Regions from separate parts of the Homo sapiens genome. Here region 2 is linked to region 1. Evidence: chromatin loops called from intact Hi-C (ENCODE). Cell type or tissue: heart right ventricle. All regions are shown on one strand.

Evidence for each region. Peaks named below come from ENCODE experiments on the same cell type or tissue, not always from the same donor. Only the 100,000 strongest peaks of a DNase experiment are listed, where the experiment ranks them.
Region 2: it touches region 1 in a loop (2.3-fold over the local background); 12 of 110 quality-filtered maps call a loop at or near these places.

Annotation. Positions count from the first base shown.
Region 1 is chr18:13,377,187-13,385,186 of GRCh38, forward strand. All of the region lies in intron 2 of LDLRAD4 (low density lipoprotein receptor class A domain containing 4), which reads left to right. Among named protein-coding and RNA genes, the nearest start is that of LDLRAD4-AS1, 46 kb to the right of the region's middle. RefSeq lists a silencer at 364-658 and enhancers at 2,630-3,131, 3,132-3,631, 4,323-4,947. In heart right ventricle, no CTCF peak of the experiment used is centred here; DNase peaks (open chromatin) are centred at 2,445, 2,995, 4,885, 5,455 and 3 weaker places; H3K4me3 peaks cover 1,406 bases; H3K27ac peaks cover 6,837 bases.
Region 2 is chr18:13,496,349-13,504,348 of GRCh38, forward strand. The region is part of intron 4 of LDLRAD4 (low density lipoprotein receptor class A domain containing 4); the gene reads left to right. Among named protein-coding and RNA genes, the nearest start is that of LDLRAD4-AS3, 29 kb to the left of the region's middle. RefSeq lists an enhancer at 3,892-4,549. In heart right ventricle, a CTCF peak has its summit at 4,015; DNase peaks (open chromatin) are centred at 4,083, 5,053 and 6,504; H3K4me3 peaks cover 937 bases; H3K27ac peaks cover 4,173 bases.

The DNA.
Region 1 (8,000 bases):
CGGTAACATCAACGCCAGAGCCATCCTCTGACAGCACTGTTTTGCATTCTGTCCTTCAGACATCGGCTGAAATATGCATCTCCTTGGATTTCTGTGGCCAGATTAAGTTATTTCACCAACATGAACTGACTAGGCTGCGTCACGTCTGTTTCCATAACTTGGTCTGCCTCAATGATGGTTTTGCTGCTTGAATTGCAAGTCATTCTTGGAAAGGCTGGTCTAGAGGTTATCTTTTTTTAGCTCTTAGATGAGTGCCCGTGCCTTCTCCCAGGTGGTTGTACAACCCATGACTTTCCTAGGGTGGCACGCGATTAACTGCAAATAATTTCTTCTTCTGGTTCCCTTAAGTGGGAGAAATAGCAGAGTGGTTGAACCGAAGTTTAAGTTCTAAGAGGATATCAGATGGGCCTGTATCTGTTTCTCCTCTTCAGGCAATAGAAACCGCTTCCTCTCTCCAGAGGAAAGTGGGACTTCCCCTACCTTTTGTCATAATGGACATACTCAGGCAGTGAGGAGTCATCATTCCGCCAGAGCACAAACTGCTGGCCAGTCCCAAGAGCTTCGCGAGCGTGACCCGCCATTGAGCCTACATTAAGTTGCATGGAGCAATAGGCAGAGCCTCGCAGGCCCATCCCAGACAACACAGAGTCTCCCCTGGAAATATCTAAGAAAAGTCTTACTGGAGCATTTCTGTCCACCCCCACTCACCTTGAATTGGATACCGAGTTGTGAAAAATTATATAAAGTGGACAGTTTTTCTTTGTCCTAAAGGAATATATATTCCTCAGATAATGAATGTGAGCAAATGAGACAGAAGTGCTTCATGAAAGCTCAGCTGTTCCCTGTGTGTTTGATTTAAGAGGCACTTGTGGAGCTGGTTTGGAGCTTGGTGAACAAGGAATGCTTAGGAGGCTTTGTGAACGCAGGCGACTGAAATGACTCTGATCGTTCATTTCTGTAGGGAACATTGGCTGTTATATCGCTGATCAGTTTGTCTGAGCCTTAAGGTGTAGGGTGTTTTGCTGCGTGTCCTGGTGTGGCCCCGTTAGTTAGGGACCAGGCAGCCTTCCCCTGAGTTCCCTGCACTCTGTGACAGCTGCTCCTGGGGACAGTTGCAGGTTCACAGGCTGCCTCGCCCGGCAGAGGGGCATGGGAGCACCCTACTTGTCAGAAGGGTGGTTTGTTGCCCTCTCTGTGCCATCTTTCGTTCTCAGGGCTGTGTGGAAGCTTGAGAGGTGCATGTGAAGAACTTAAAAGGTCAGCACTTTACCAAGGGAACAAACCACACAAGAAAAGAGACGGAAGAACAGCAGACAGGACCCTGCGTGATGATTTTCCGAGAAGGAGATGTAAAAACTTGGTCAAATTTATTATTTTTCTTTCTATTGCTGCTTTTTAAATGTTATATTTCAGTATGAAAACATGAAAAAAAGCCAATCAAATATCAAGAGCCTCTATCTTTTTCCTTTTAAAGGCAAGTTTCTTTCTTGACATTTTTTTCCTCTTCTACTATTCTACCACATTTCATACCAAAAACCTCACCCACACACTTTCTCTAATTTTGTATCCTTTCTCCTGTTTCTCTCTGTTGTTAATTTTAGCTGGCATGGAATGATTTGAGCTTTGATTTTTATCTATTGGGAACTTTTTAAAAAAATCAAGACAAATTAGCAGAGGAACTAGGAGATGAATCTGACGTTGTATCAGTTGGGTCAGATCAGAACTGGAAGAGGGTGGGCTGAGCCGTGTTAGAGACGCGATTTCATCGGCCATCTGCTGAGGCAGGTTGTAGTAATTTGGGAGGGGTGGTAACTTCTCCAGCCCTCATTAGATCTAGGGTTTTGTTTGTGTTTTCTCATTAGATACACAATGGCTCCATCAGGCCAGTGCCATCATTGCTTCCATTTTACAGCCAAGGAAACTGAGGCTCAGGGGCTTTAAGTAACTGCCTAAGTCACACACAGCCTAGAATGAGGTGAACCCAATGTGGCCAGAGCCCAGACTTTTGTCCTCTGGCCCCTTTGTATAAGGCTCTTGTTTGAGCATGTTTGAAACAGTGTGGGGCTGGGCACTGCCTGTGCAGTAAACTCCCAGCCACGATGTCCCCCATGGGGCACCCCCAGGCCAGCAGCCACTTGTGTGTGGTGCCCAGATGCAGGACAGAGGCCATAGATTGAAAAGGAGGTGACCTAGCTGAGGCTCAGCTAGAATTCTGTGCAGTACAGTCAGCATTTATTGGGTACCTGCTGTATTCTAGTCCCCATGGTCAATGCCAAGGATAATCAGGAAGCGTTGTCCAGAAACACCTGCAGAGGCAGACGAGACACAAGGATCTGGGCCCCATGGTGACAGGAGCTTGGTTTGTTTTGCTCACTGCTGTCTCCCCAGCTCCTAAAATAGTGCCTGCCAGAGTAATGACCCCACAAATAGCTGTTGAAATACTGAATGAAGAGATGCAGCTTTGGTGGCGTCCTGCAGGCCAGAGAGCAGGGAAGACTGTGGGCCGGCACAGGTGTCCCAGGGAAGCCTGCTGTGAGCTGACAGCAAGGAGTGGCTTGGCAAGGGAGATGAAAATTGTTTCGTACAAACAGCTTGTCGGTTCATATTCTTTTCTATTCCCACCAAAGAATGAGACAGCTCCCCCTCCCTTCCTGCCCACACTTGTTAGCCTATGGTCTGACCCCCTTCTTGTTTGCCTGTCATGCCCATTTTAAGCTGATTTTATCTGAAGAAAGCTGGAGTGGGGGAGATCCCTGGGTGTGGAGGATTGCAGAGGCCTGCCCCTGCCCGCCAGCCCCCTGCCCGCCAGCCCCCTGCCCGTCAGCCCGAGCCCTCACGCCAGGCCACAGTGGGAGCAGAACCTCTACGGGGGTGGGGCTGGGTTGGGAGGGGCATTGCCGCTGCTTGGCTGGTGGCCACAGTGGAGGTGTCTGTGATGTGCTCAGACCGGGCTCAGACCAGAATGCACGTCTGCTCAGGGATCATCTGCCCCTGGGCCAAGCCCTGACCCTTTCCCATTCCCTTGTGCATGTGGGTGCTGTGGGAATGGCCTGGTTCGGGCCCTGGAAAGCAGAGATCTTCCCAGTATTCCCTGATTCCCAGCGAGCGGCTGGTGCAGGTGTGCACGGCTGTCTTCCTAGCATTGCAGGCTCTCCCTCCTGAGCCAGTGTCTCCTGTGGCCGCTGTGTGTAGACAGTGGAACTGGAAGCTTGGGCCAGGATCCAGACACCTGGTTCCAGCCCTGGCTTGCATTCCTCCCACACTCATCTTCAACCTGTCCCCTCTCCCTGAGCCTCTGGATCGCCTCCTCCACAAAGCACAGGGGTCGGATATATGACTCCTTGCGGCTTCCTCTGCTGCTAGATCATATGAGTCGATAATTATAGACTTACTAATGCATTAAGGACAGTTATCCTGTTTATTTTAGGGGGAACTCTCTCCAACTTGGTTTGAATATAGCCTCAGGATTTATCAAGTGTTGGATTTGTCAAGGTGACATTTTAAAGAATGTTCTAATATAATTATTGCTTTTCCTGTTTGCAGCCTGTGTGTGTCTTTGAATCGATGTTTTGGGTTTTGTACTTGCTTCCTGAATTGGTGACCTACAGCAAGGCACTACGCTACCCTGAACTACATTATGCTGAACAAGTAACCAGATCCCACTGAGCTACCCAGGGTGAGGATGGCTTGGAGGTTGTGTTACAAAAGCTACATGTTATTTTGCCCCCCCACATCACAGAGATGAAAAGTAGCATGAAAAATTCATCACACTCCAACTCAGTCTTCCCTGGCTATAGGCAGCCTGTTTCTCTGACTTGCTCTCAGATTTGCATTTCCATGTGGATTTTCTGTGCTTCTGCACTGTGTCCCTTTCTTTTGTTTCTCTTTAGTTTTTTTTTTTTTTTTGAAGAGACAGGGTCTTGCTATGTTGCCCAGGCTGGAGTGCAGTGGTGCAGTCACAGCTCACAGCAGCTTTGAACTCATGGGCTCAAGCAGTCCTCCTGCCTCAGCCTCCCCAGTATAGGTGTGCACAGCCATGCCCAGCTAATTTTTATATTTTTAGTAGATATGGGGACTTTCTATGTTGGCTAGGTGGGTTTCAAACACCTGGGCTCAAGCAATCCTCCTGCCACAGCCTCCCAAAGCACTGGGGTTACAGGCGTGAGGCACCGTGCCCGCCCACTGTATCCTTTTTTATGCCCATTTGCCCTCTCTCTCGGCCAGAGACATGGCCATAGGGGACTTTTTGGAATGGGAGGGACCTCCAGTTTCACCTCCTCATTGTATAAAAGAGGAGATGGGAGCCAGGGCCGGGAGTCACCACGGGTACCAGAAGCAGAGTGGGTCCCCTACCTGGGGCTCTCTGCCTACGGCTGGCTGCCTGGAGGCAGAGGTGTTTTATTTGTAGCACCTCCTTTTCTTTACTGTTAGGAGATCTTGAGACTGACTGGCCGTTGCCAAGGTCTGCACTATCCATGAGCTCTGAGGCACTCACATGGAGACGTGTGACATCTCCCTTGGTGGGACACCTGGTCCCAGCTCAAGTTGGAAATAGCTTCTCAAGGGTCTTTTCCCCACTTTTTCTCCCATCTGTCTCATGACAAGCCCTTTGCCTCTTTGATCCTAAATGAACATAGGGTGAGATGATGCATAGGTGAGCTGTGCCGTGCAGCTCTCAAACATGGTCATTTTTATTTTTTTTAAATTTTGCAGCAGAGCCCCAGTTTGCCGAGGTTTAGAATGACCTCTTTGGTTGGCAGCGTTCCTTTCTCCCTGGAACTTCTCTGGTGGGTAGAGTGGCCAGGGATCGGCATCCACAGGCCGGGGCTCGGCCCTGAGCGTCTGTGGGGCCTGGAGCAGTCGCCATGGCTGTGGAGCTGTCACCTAGGTAACCGACATTCCGCCAGCGAAACAGTCTGTCCACAGCAGGAGGAAATAAAAAATGAAACTGCAGCGTCAATTCTTTATGCACTACGGTTTTTTGAGTGCTACTTTGATTTTGGAAAAAAGGCTGTTTCACTTCTCCATTGGATTTTGGCCTCCGTGCCCCTGTGTGACCCTCACATTTCCTGAACCCCATGTATCTGTTTTTACAGTGTCTTTTAATGAAAGATATAATACGGACACAGTTCAGTTTGTATTCCTGAATGACTCTGAGGAGGACTGCGTTTCATATAAGTTTTTGTGAATAACTGGTAAGGCAGACATACCCTGTAACTTACTTGGTTAGGTTTGTGAGTGTTCATGTTTTTAAAATGTCCCTTCCTGTGGGGGTGTTTTTCCATTTGACGTGCTCTATTTCCTTAGTAACTGTTGCTCTGTTATGGGAGGGACTTAATGACATTTTTCAAGTGCAATATTGAATTAATTTATTTCCTGGTTAGTCCTGCCCATCTTCCCAGTATAAATAGAACCTCCATGTGTGTGTGCGTGTGTGTGTGCGTGTGTGTGCGTGTGTGCATGTGTGTGCGTGTGTGTGTAGAATGATGACCATGTGCTTGCTGCCTTGGGGGGGATCTTGACTGTGACCTTGCGTCCTGGGTAAGTTGCCTCTTCCTGTATTCCCCCCTCTCCTTCTCTCTTGATTTAAGCTACTTGGGTTTAGGGAGCTTCCTGGGCCTCAGGAGTAGCATGGGAAGCAGTGCCTTCAGGGCAAGAGGCCCAGGGTCAGTCCTGCTCTCCTGCTGCCAGTGTTGGGCGCAGTTCTTGCGCCTCCATGGGGCAGCGCTTGCTCTCTCTCTGTAGCCTGAGGGCATTTAAGTCAATGACCTCTGAAGGCCTTTGCTGGATAGGACTTTGTGGGAAGTGTAAGTGCAGCAGGCTCACCACTTGTAATCATCATCTCAACTCTTCTAGTGGGGTGGTGGGAAAACCAGCCCGGAGGGTCCCAGCCAAGCAGGCTGAGGAGCAGCACCTCCACCTGGGAAATGCCCCTTGCCAGGCGCAGCTAGGGCTGGGTTAATTGTGTAGGTGTTTGCTGAGCCTTCTCTGCGCTGTGTATAGTACTCAGGGAAGCTTCACGTAAGTGTCTTCCTTCACTCATGTGTTCGCTCAGGAAATACGTATTTACTGGGCACCTGCTGGGTGCCAAGGGGAACTGGAGGATCTGCTGGCCACTGCCTTTGCTCTCATGGCACTTGTGGGGGAGACGGGCAGGCATGGTGCAATCAGGACACCCGTGTGGAGTCGCAACTGCAGATGTTTTGGGAAGCCGACCAGGTGCTGCGGGTTGTGTAGCAGGGTCTGGACTTAGACTGGGGGCCATCAAAGAAGCATCTCCAGGGAGGGTTGTTTGGGCTGAGACTGGAAAGCTGAGTGGCAGCTCATGAGCAGGAGGCTCACGAGAGCAGAAGATTGGAGGGACGGCCGGCAAGCAGCGTTTGTTCAGCTCCTCCAACTTTTACCCTTCCACGTGTTTGCTCCACAGATGCCCAGCATGGCTGTGCTGATTGCTGGTTGGTTTCTAAACTAAAAGCACACGTCTTGTCCAGAACAGGGCCTGCAGGCTTCTGCTGACTGTGCTGGCCCTCAGAGTTTTCTCTGGGTCCTGATCACCCACCCTGCGCTGCCTGTTGGTCACCTGACACACTTACTGAGTGCCGCTGGGTTCTGGCCCCTTCTGGGTGGTCACAGTCTTTCACTGAGCAGAACGAAGCTTGCACCTCTGCTGCGTATTCCTAGAAAGGGTAGCTAATCTTTGTTGCTAGCAGTGAGAAAGAAGACTTTTTACAGCATTTATAATTGCATTTTACCTTGAAAATTGCATTGGGGGAGACTCAGAGTGTATATAGGAATAGGCACGTTATCCATTGATGCGGTAACACAGCTGTGTTCACCCTGCTTTTGTTGGGAACCGCACACATCACTGTCCTAAAAATCCTGGCCATGACCACGCTTAGACCTCATGGGAGCTATTACACACCTGTGTCCAACCTCTCTTTTAGAAGATGTAAAGTTAAGGATTGGTGGGGGTGATTAAGCCAGCATAAGAAAACTGGGAAGTTGGTTGTTTCTTCTATTTTGATCCACATTGGCCTCAGTCTTTCCCATAGCCTTTTGACATGTGGGATGTATGATAACTTCATTTTTCTAATTGACATTTTGACAAATAATAACTGCATATATGTGGGGTACAATGTAATGTTTTGGTATATGTATGCATGGTAGAAATATTCAATTCAAATGAATTAATATATCCATCACCTCACCAACTTATCATTTTTTGTGGTAAGAATGTTAAAAATCTATTATTTTAGCAATTTTGAAATATGTGATACTTTTTTTATTAACTGTGGTCACCATGCAATGCAGTACGTCACTAAAACGTATTCCTCCAGTCCATCTGAAAATTTTGTATGTTTGATCAACATTTCCCTTTTCTTCATCGTTCTTCCTCCTGCCTCTGGTAATCTCCTTTCTACCCTCCTTCTGTGAGATTGACTCTTTCAGATTCCACCTATAAGTGAGATCATGTAGTACTTGTCTTTCAATTCCTGGCTTATTTCATTTGGCTTAATGTCCATCCGTTTCATAAGTGAGATCATGTAGTATTTGTCTTTCAATTCCTGGCTTATTTCATTTGGCATAATGTCCTCCCGTTTCATCCATGTTGTTGCAAATGACAGAATTTTCTTCTTTTTAAAGGTTGTATAGTACTCCATTGTGTATGCATACCATGTTGTCTTTATGTGTTCATCCACTGAAGGACACTTAGGTTGCTTCCGTATCTTGGTTATTGTGAATAGTGCCGAAATGAACACGGGAGTGTAGATATATTTTTGACATACCTATTTCAGTTCCTTGGATATGTACTCAGCAGTGGGATTGCTGGATCATATGGTGATTCTATTTTTAGTCTTTTGAGGAACCTCCATACTGTTTTCCGAAATGGCTGTACCAGTCTCCATTCTCACCAACAGTGTACACGGGTTCCCTTTTCTCCACATCCTTGCCAATACTTCTCATCTTTTGTCTTTGATAATGACCATTCTAATGGGTGT
Region 2 (8,000 bases), 120 kb after region 1:
GATTAGATGACCCCAGTCTCTTCTTGATTCTATTAAAAGATTTTCAGGGGATGAGGTTTCTACAGGCAATAGCACAGTCTAATGCTTAACAAATCTTTTGTTGAAGATTTTTAATACCATCTTTTCATCTGACCTAAATCTTTCGTGTGGAAGTTGAGCCATGTCCCCTGTGGAGAGGAAGAACGGAGGAGATCGAAATTCAGCCTTTAAAGTACCCAGTTAAATTTAGTGTTTCGAATTAGGGAGACTCAAGCATCAGCACCGAACTGGGTCACGTCATTTGATGTTTTCCGAGAGGAGGACACCACAGAAATCTGACTCTTGGTTCTGGTATCAGAGTCAAAGTCCCCCATACTCGAGGTTAATAAAGGGATTGGGAGGTGGGAGGGAAAGGGTGTGATTTCAAGGTTTGTGGCAGTTACCACAAAACCACTGCATTAATGCAAACCAGAATTAAAACCACATAGTATAAAATGTCATGCCCACACGTCTATTTGTCCAGCAAATCTCAAGGCAGCCAGCCCGAACCTGGGCACCCCAGTGGACTTGAAGACAGGTGAAGCCAAGCAACCTCAGAATGAGAACTTCCCCATTAATAACCTTTAAACATGACCTTTCATTAGCTTAACAAAACCTAAGAAATGCGCATGTATTCAAGAAAAGCAGTAAGTAAGATGAATTACTGTGTTTTAAGCCATAATGTTCAATTAATTAGTAATTTCCATCCAGCCTGCTGCCTGACTCATAATGAGCATTCTCTAGTCTAAATAAAGTGGAGACTGCTTAGTTACAGAGCATTTTATTTAGCTTCCTTTTATTTCAACTTAAAGAAGGGTTCTTTTTATTTTTTAGAGATGGGGTCTCACTCTCTCACCCAGGCTGGAGTGCAGTGATCACAGCTCCCTGCAGTCTTGACTTCCTGGGCTCAAGCAATCCTCCTGCCTCAGCCTCCGGAATAGCTGGGACTACCGGGACATGCCACCATGCCTAGCTAATTTGTTTGTTTTTTTTGTAGAGACAAGGTCTCACTATGTTGCCCAGGCTGGTCATGAACTCCTGGCCTCAAGTGATCCTCCTGCCTCGGCCTCCCAAAGTGCTGGGATTATAGGCCTGAGCCACTGGGCCTGGCAAAAGGGTGGCTCTTGTAGTGTTTTTTTTTTTTCCTTCTTTTTTCACATGCCTGCTGTGTCAGTCTTGTAATGTTTTTAAAAGGCTGACTACTGTGTATTTTTAACCCTTTTTAATTATTACCATTTTTCAGAAGTAGTTCACTAAGACTTTGTAAGAAGGTGCAAGTGGCTTTCATGCCATAATACCAGGTCAAAACACATATGGGGGAGCCTTAATTTTCTTTTATGTGAGGAAAGCCCTCCCTTTGGGGAGGAAAGAAGGCTGACTTCTGAAAGCCAAAGCTACAATGGGAAGAAACACTTTGTTAGCTGGGAGTGAGGAGCCAGCGAAAACGACACCAGAGAATCCTTCTTCCCACACACGTCCCGCCGTGGACACTGGAGAATCCCTCTTGCCACACGTGTCCCACTGTGGACACTGGAGAATCCTTCTGCCCACACACGTCCCGCCATGGACACTGGAGAATCCTTCTCGCCATACACGTCCTGCTGTGGACACTGGAGAATCCTTCTGCCCACACAAGTCCTGCCGTGGACACTGGAGAATCCTTCTCCACACACGTCCCGCCATGGACACTGGAGAATCCTTCTCGCCATACACGTCCTGCTGTGGACACTGGAGAATCCTTCTGCCCACACAAGTCCTGCCATGGACACTGGAGAATCCTTCTCGCCACACACGTCCCTCTGTGGACACTGGAGAATCCTTCTCCACACACACGTCCTGCCGTGGACACTGGAGAATCCTTCTCCACACACACGTCCTGCCGTGGACACTGGAGAATCCTTTTCCACACACACGTCCCACTGTGGACACTGGAGAATCCTTCTGCCCACACACGTCCTGCCGTGGACACTGGAGAATCCTTCTCCCCACACACATCCCGCCGTGGACACTGGAGAATCCTCCCCACATACGTCCCCAGCCATAGACACTGGAGAATCCTTCTCGCCACACACATCCCGCCGTGGACACTGGAGAATCCTTTTCCACACACACGTCCCGCCGTGGACACTGGAGAATCCTTCTTGACACACGTGTCCCACTGTGGACACTGGAGAATCCTTCTCGCCACACACGTCCCACTGTGGACACTGGAGAATCCTTCTCCCCACACACGTCCTGCTGTGGACACTGGAGAATCCTTCTTGCCACACGTGTCCCACTGTGGACACTGGAGAATCCTTTTCCCCACACACGTCCTGCTGTGGACACTGGAGAATCCTTCTTGCCACACGTGTCCCACTGTGGACACTGGAGAATCCTTCTGCCCACACACATCCCGCCGTGGACACTGGAGAATCCTTCTCCCCACACACGTCCCGCCGTGGACACTGGAGAATCCTCCCCACACATGTCCCCAGCCGTAGACACTGGAGAATCCTTCTCGCCACACACGTCCCGCCGTGGACACTGGAGAATCCTTCTCGCCACACACGTCCCACCGTGGACACCGGAGAATCCTTCTCGCCATACATGTCCTGCTGTGGACACTGGAGAATCCATCTCCACACACGTCCCGCCGTGGACACTGGAGAATCCTTCTTGCCACACACGTCCTGCCGTGGACACCGGAGAATCCTTCTCGCCATACACATCCCGCCGTGGACACTGGAGAATCCTTCTCACCACACACGTCCCGCCGTGGACTCTGGAGAATCCTTCTACTCACACACACGTCGCGCCGTGGACACTGGAGAATCCTTCTACTCACACACATCCCGCTGTGGATACTGGAGAATCCTTCTCGCCACACACTTCCCACCGTGGACACTGGAGAATCCTTCTCGCCACACACGTCCTTTCGTGGACACTGGAGAATCCTTCTACTCACACACGTCCCGCCATGGATACTGGAGAATCCTTGCCACACACGTCCTGCCGTGGACACTGGAGAATCCTTCTCGCCACACACTTCCCACCATGGACACTGGAGAATCCTTCTCGCCACACACGTCCTGCCGTGGACACTGGAGAATCCTTCTACTCACACACGTCCCGCCGTGGATACTGGAGAATCCTTCTTGCCACACACGTCCCGCCGTGGACACTGGAGAATCCTTCTCGCCACACACTTCCCACCGTGGACACTGGAGAATCCTTCTCGCCACACACATCCTGCCGTGGACACTGGAGAATCCTTCTACTCACACACGTCCCGCTGTGGATACTGGAGAATCCTTCTCGCCGCACACGTCCTGCCATGGACACCGGAGAATCCATCTCCACACATGTCCCGCCGTGGACACTGGAGAATCCTTTTTGCCACACACGTCCAGCCGTGGACACTGGAGAATCCATCTCCACACACGTATCCTGCTGTGGACACTGGAGAATCCTTCTGCCCACACACGTCCTGCTGTGAAAACCTCCACGCTCCCTTTCCGTTTTTGCTCTCAGCTGTCCTTCCAGTATGCTGCTTGGGTCAAGCAGCCGCATCTCCACTGTCCTAATGACAAAAGACACCAGCACTGTCTCACTTCCTTTCCTCCTCCTCTCCAGAGTGTTACCTTCCTGATTGACAGGGACTTTCGGTTTTCTATTTAGAAGCACATGTTTGGTGCAGACATGTTGTCCAAGACTTGACATTGGGAAATGTTGGGAATAATCTGAAACTCCTTACAATGTGATGTTTTGGTGATTAAAAAAAAATGTTTAGGAAAGGTTGCTAGGCTTTAAAAATATATATATTTTGCTAACCTCATGGAGTCACTGTGCAGACCCTCTCAGCAGCTAGCCAGGCTGGCCTGGCCCTGACGGCCCGGGAATAGCAGCTGTCTTGTGACTTCCCACAGCAGGCACATTGCGTCGTCTCTCAAAGTCCCTCCTCTGGAGCGCCTCCTCTGCCCGTGGGGCTGTGCGGGACAGTGGCCGCGTCTCTGTCTCATTGCAGGACAGCACTGGGTCTTAGGTGCTTTTTCATGTTGTCCACACCTAACGCTGCTGCTCCCCGGGGCCCAGTTTTGAAACTGCCCTTTGGCATCATGCTTTCCCGCCCCTCCTGGGAGCAGCGCCTGTGGGAGGGCAGCGTTATTCCCAGCTCCTCAGAGAGGAGACCACATCCATGGCAGTGTGTGACTGTCCCTTTCGGCGGTCCTTTGTGAAGCCCGCGGGAAGTTCTGCATTCAGTTCCTGACTCCCAGAAAAACGTCCTGTCTTTTGAACTGAAAGGAGGCTGATGTCAGAGCCTCGTTGAGTAACAATGGAGAAAATCTACATCAGAGGAAAGAAGCCCTGAGCTGCTTTAAATGCTTCTGTAAGATGATATGCCACAACACGAATGTGGATTGTTGACAGTAACCACAGAGACGAGATCATCGAGGGAACCAGCTGGGAGTTTGTGAGGCCATAAAACACATCATCAAAAATATGGTGAAGCAAATTCAGAATTGGTTTTTAGAAAGGAGAAGGAACCATTGGCAATCTGACCCATAAATTATTCTACATTTTCAAATATTATAACTAGGAAGGTCGCTTCAAGGAGCCTTCAAGCCCCTCATGCCCACCCGCCCCAAACCCATTGTCACTGCTAGGTCCCAGATTTACAGCCACCTGGAGAGGAAGTTGCAGGGGGTCTCTGTGCAGCTGAGGATGATGGAAGGGATTGCAGAAGGCTGGTGCTGTAACTGTTGTTAGCGGGAGATTGAGGCCGGGGGGTGGAGTAGGGGCTACTTTCTTCCCCCTGCACCTGCTATCATGATTTCAGCAAAACCTTGCCTTTCTCCTCTTCAATCTTAAATAGGTACAGTGGCTGAGTATTAATATTAATGAGCATAATAACAATAATAAAACTGGCAGTAGCATCAAATGAATGTGGTCTCCTGCAGTAGAAATATTTACCCGATGTGTCCTGCCAGTGAGAGAGATTTTGGCATTAAACCTAGACATTACCTCATCCTCCTGGGCAGACAGCCGATTGCCATGCTAAGCAAGTCTGCGCCGAGAAGAGCTGAGTACCTGCCGACGGCTGCATGGCCCAGACCCCAGGGAACACAGTTTCCTTGAGCCTGTCTGTCTGTCTGTCTGTCTGGGTCTCACCCTTAATTCCTTTCTTTCTCTTTCCCTCCTCCGGAGGTTGGCATTGTGTATTTTCAAATTGTGTTGCTTTTTTTTTTTGCAGAATCTTGTAGGGTGTGTTGTGAAAAGTCTGCCAGCCAGGTGGGTGGGTATTATTAATAATCCATAGAAACCCAAGGGGTCCGGAGTGAGAGGAGAAACATGACGTGCCTGTGTGTGCACAGGACGCCTGACACTCGCTCACACACGCATGTCCCTCTCTCTGAGAGCCAGGGAATGGGGTGGGGGTTGGTTTGGTTTAATGCATGATAAAAACAGGGGCATTCTGTAATAACAGAGCTTTCATTTCAAGATTCTTAACAACTAAAATAATATTTTGAAACATTTGGAATTGTACTAGAAATGTGTGTTTGATATGTTCAACCTAAGAAAACATCACACTTAAAATGCTTTTACTCCACTGGCTTCAGACCTCTTTGAAATTGGTGCCTACACAGCTGAGAAGTCCGGGTAGGTGCCGTAGGCAAATTGAGGGGAGAAAGTGACATCTTGTGTAACGCTGCAAATTCGCGGAAGGCTTTGAACCGTCACCAGAGTAGCAAATACTCATTGTGAAAGTTTTTGCAATGAGGTACGGAAAACCATTTCAGCTGCTCTGATTGTCAGCTCTCCTGTGTTTTCTTTAGCTCCTGACTTAAAGTTACGTGTCCTGTCAGTTTTGATACTCTTACTACTTAGTGCTTTAGGTTTTATCAGCTGGTGCCACATCTTTTAAAATTCTGTCCCACTAGCCTCTGTGCTGGTCCTGACCGATTCACCAGCTCTTGGGACTGTGTCCAGATGCCTTTTGTGATGCCTCTTTTCTAAAATGCTTTTATTTGGGTTTAAGATGTACTAATTCTTTCACACACCCATAGCTGAATACCAAATATTGGTATGCATACTACCAAACTTTTGTGTATGAAGTTCGTACAAGGCACTAAGTCATTTAAAACATTTTAATTGTGTGCTGAGCTCGTAAGTGTACAATATGACTGTCTAGTAAATTCTTAATTATTTGTCGACTCTTTATCGAAGAAAAAAGTAAGTAGGGGAAAAGATAAAGGAGCATCCAGCCGGTGGCAAAGGAACAAGCCGTGTAGCTCTGCTTCTCACCCACTCTCAGCTAGCTTGGGCCACGGCTGCCTGAAGTGACACCAAACAGGAACCCCACTGGGAGGACTGTACGGGCCACACCCATGGACGTGATCTGTCTATGAAACAGGTCTTCTCAGTGCTTCGGGGTGAATTTTGACTTCTCCTGAGCCATCCTCAGAGCACAGCTGGTGGGGAACTTCACCCGTCTGGTCACTCCTGAAGCAGTCTGGCTGGCAGCCACAGGCTGGGATCCCAGTTGTTGGAGGTCAGTGCACACAGCGGCTATCTGCTGTAGCAGAAAGAATTTAGGGGAGGAAAGGCTTGAGAAGGAAGGGCAAGAGAGAGCAGACTTTGTGGCATCAGTCAGGTATATGTGCTTGTATTAACATGAACCTGAGAGGCTGATGGTATTACATGGAATTCCAAGTTTCGACTGCATGAATTCTGTCTCTTGTGGTTTATCTATGGCCACCATCAACCGATGTTGTGTGATAAAACGTTTAAAGTATGTACAACTGAAAGTGGAGATGGATACTAGGGGCATTTAACGTTTTAAGCTTTCCTCCAGGGTTTTTTCCTCAGTTACATGGAGGATGGCCCTAGGTACTAACTGTTGGAAATGGCAGCATTGAAAAGTGCAGCACTTTCTGCTTCAGCAGCATCTCAATTCTGCGCAGCCTTTGAAAATCCTTTTCTACAGATAGCAGGCAACCTGCCATTGTTCCCAGCCGGCAGCGTGGTCCCTGCCACCAGGTGCTTGAACAAACGGCCATGTGTATGAGGGTCCCTTCTCCTAAGTAAAATTACCCTAAAGACTCTAAACGAGAATGGAGACTTTGAAAAAAATCTTCTGTATTTTTCTATTTTAATTATCAAGTAGGGGAAACAGATCTGAAGGGGAAAGAGGAGAGAGGACCAGAAGGGGGCTTCCTTGCTGTGCAGGAGACCTGTGGATCCAGTGGAAAGCAGCCCCATGTGAGATGAAATTATCACAGGGGCGGGATGTGCCAGAGGGGAAGCAGGCAGCCCAGGCATGTGTGCGTGGATGTGGAGCCCCTTTCTGAAGTGAGTTTGGTTTTATTTTGGGCAGGCCTCATAGGCTGTACATCTGGCAGGAGATGAGAAAGGAAAGACTGGCTCTTGTTTTAAAAAAAAAAACTAAGTAAAAAATAATTATTTAAAAATGACTCAAAAGAAATAATTATGAGACTAGTTATGATAGAGTAAAATGATTTGTTCATTTTCCAGATTTTAGGTAACATGGATATACTATATTTAAAGATTTATTTTTTTAATAACATTACTAATGATAGGCAAGGCTCATATAGTACATAATACATGCCAGGCGCTTTGTAGAAATGAACTCATGTAGTCCTCCTCACAGCTCTATAAAGTTAGCATAATTACCGTCTCCACCCTAGAGCTGAGGGAGAGAGGCTCACGCAGGTCACATATCTCGCCTTGAATCACACAAGTGGTAAGCAGTGGAGCCAAGAACTGAGCTGGGCAATCTGGCCCCAGAGTCCGTTCGCTGACCCCCATGCTACACCCCCTCTCAAAAACAGAGACTTGGACACCAGATCCAAATTCAAACAAGACAGTTCCCTGCTTTTATCAACCTAAAGCATTACTAATGGGTTGCTCCGGTTCACAGGTGTGGCATTCACAGTGGCATTCTCCAGATGAAGACCATGGCTTTTAAGACAAGTGTCCAC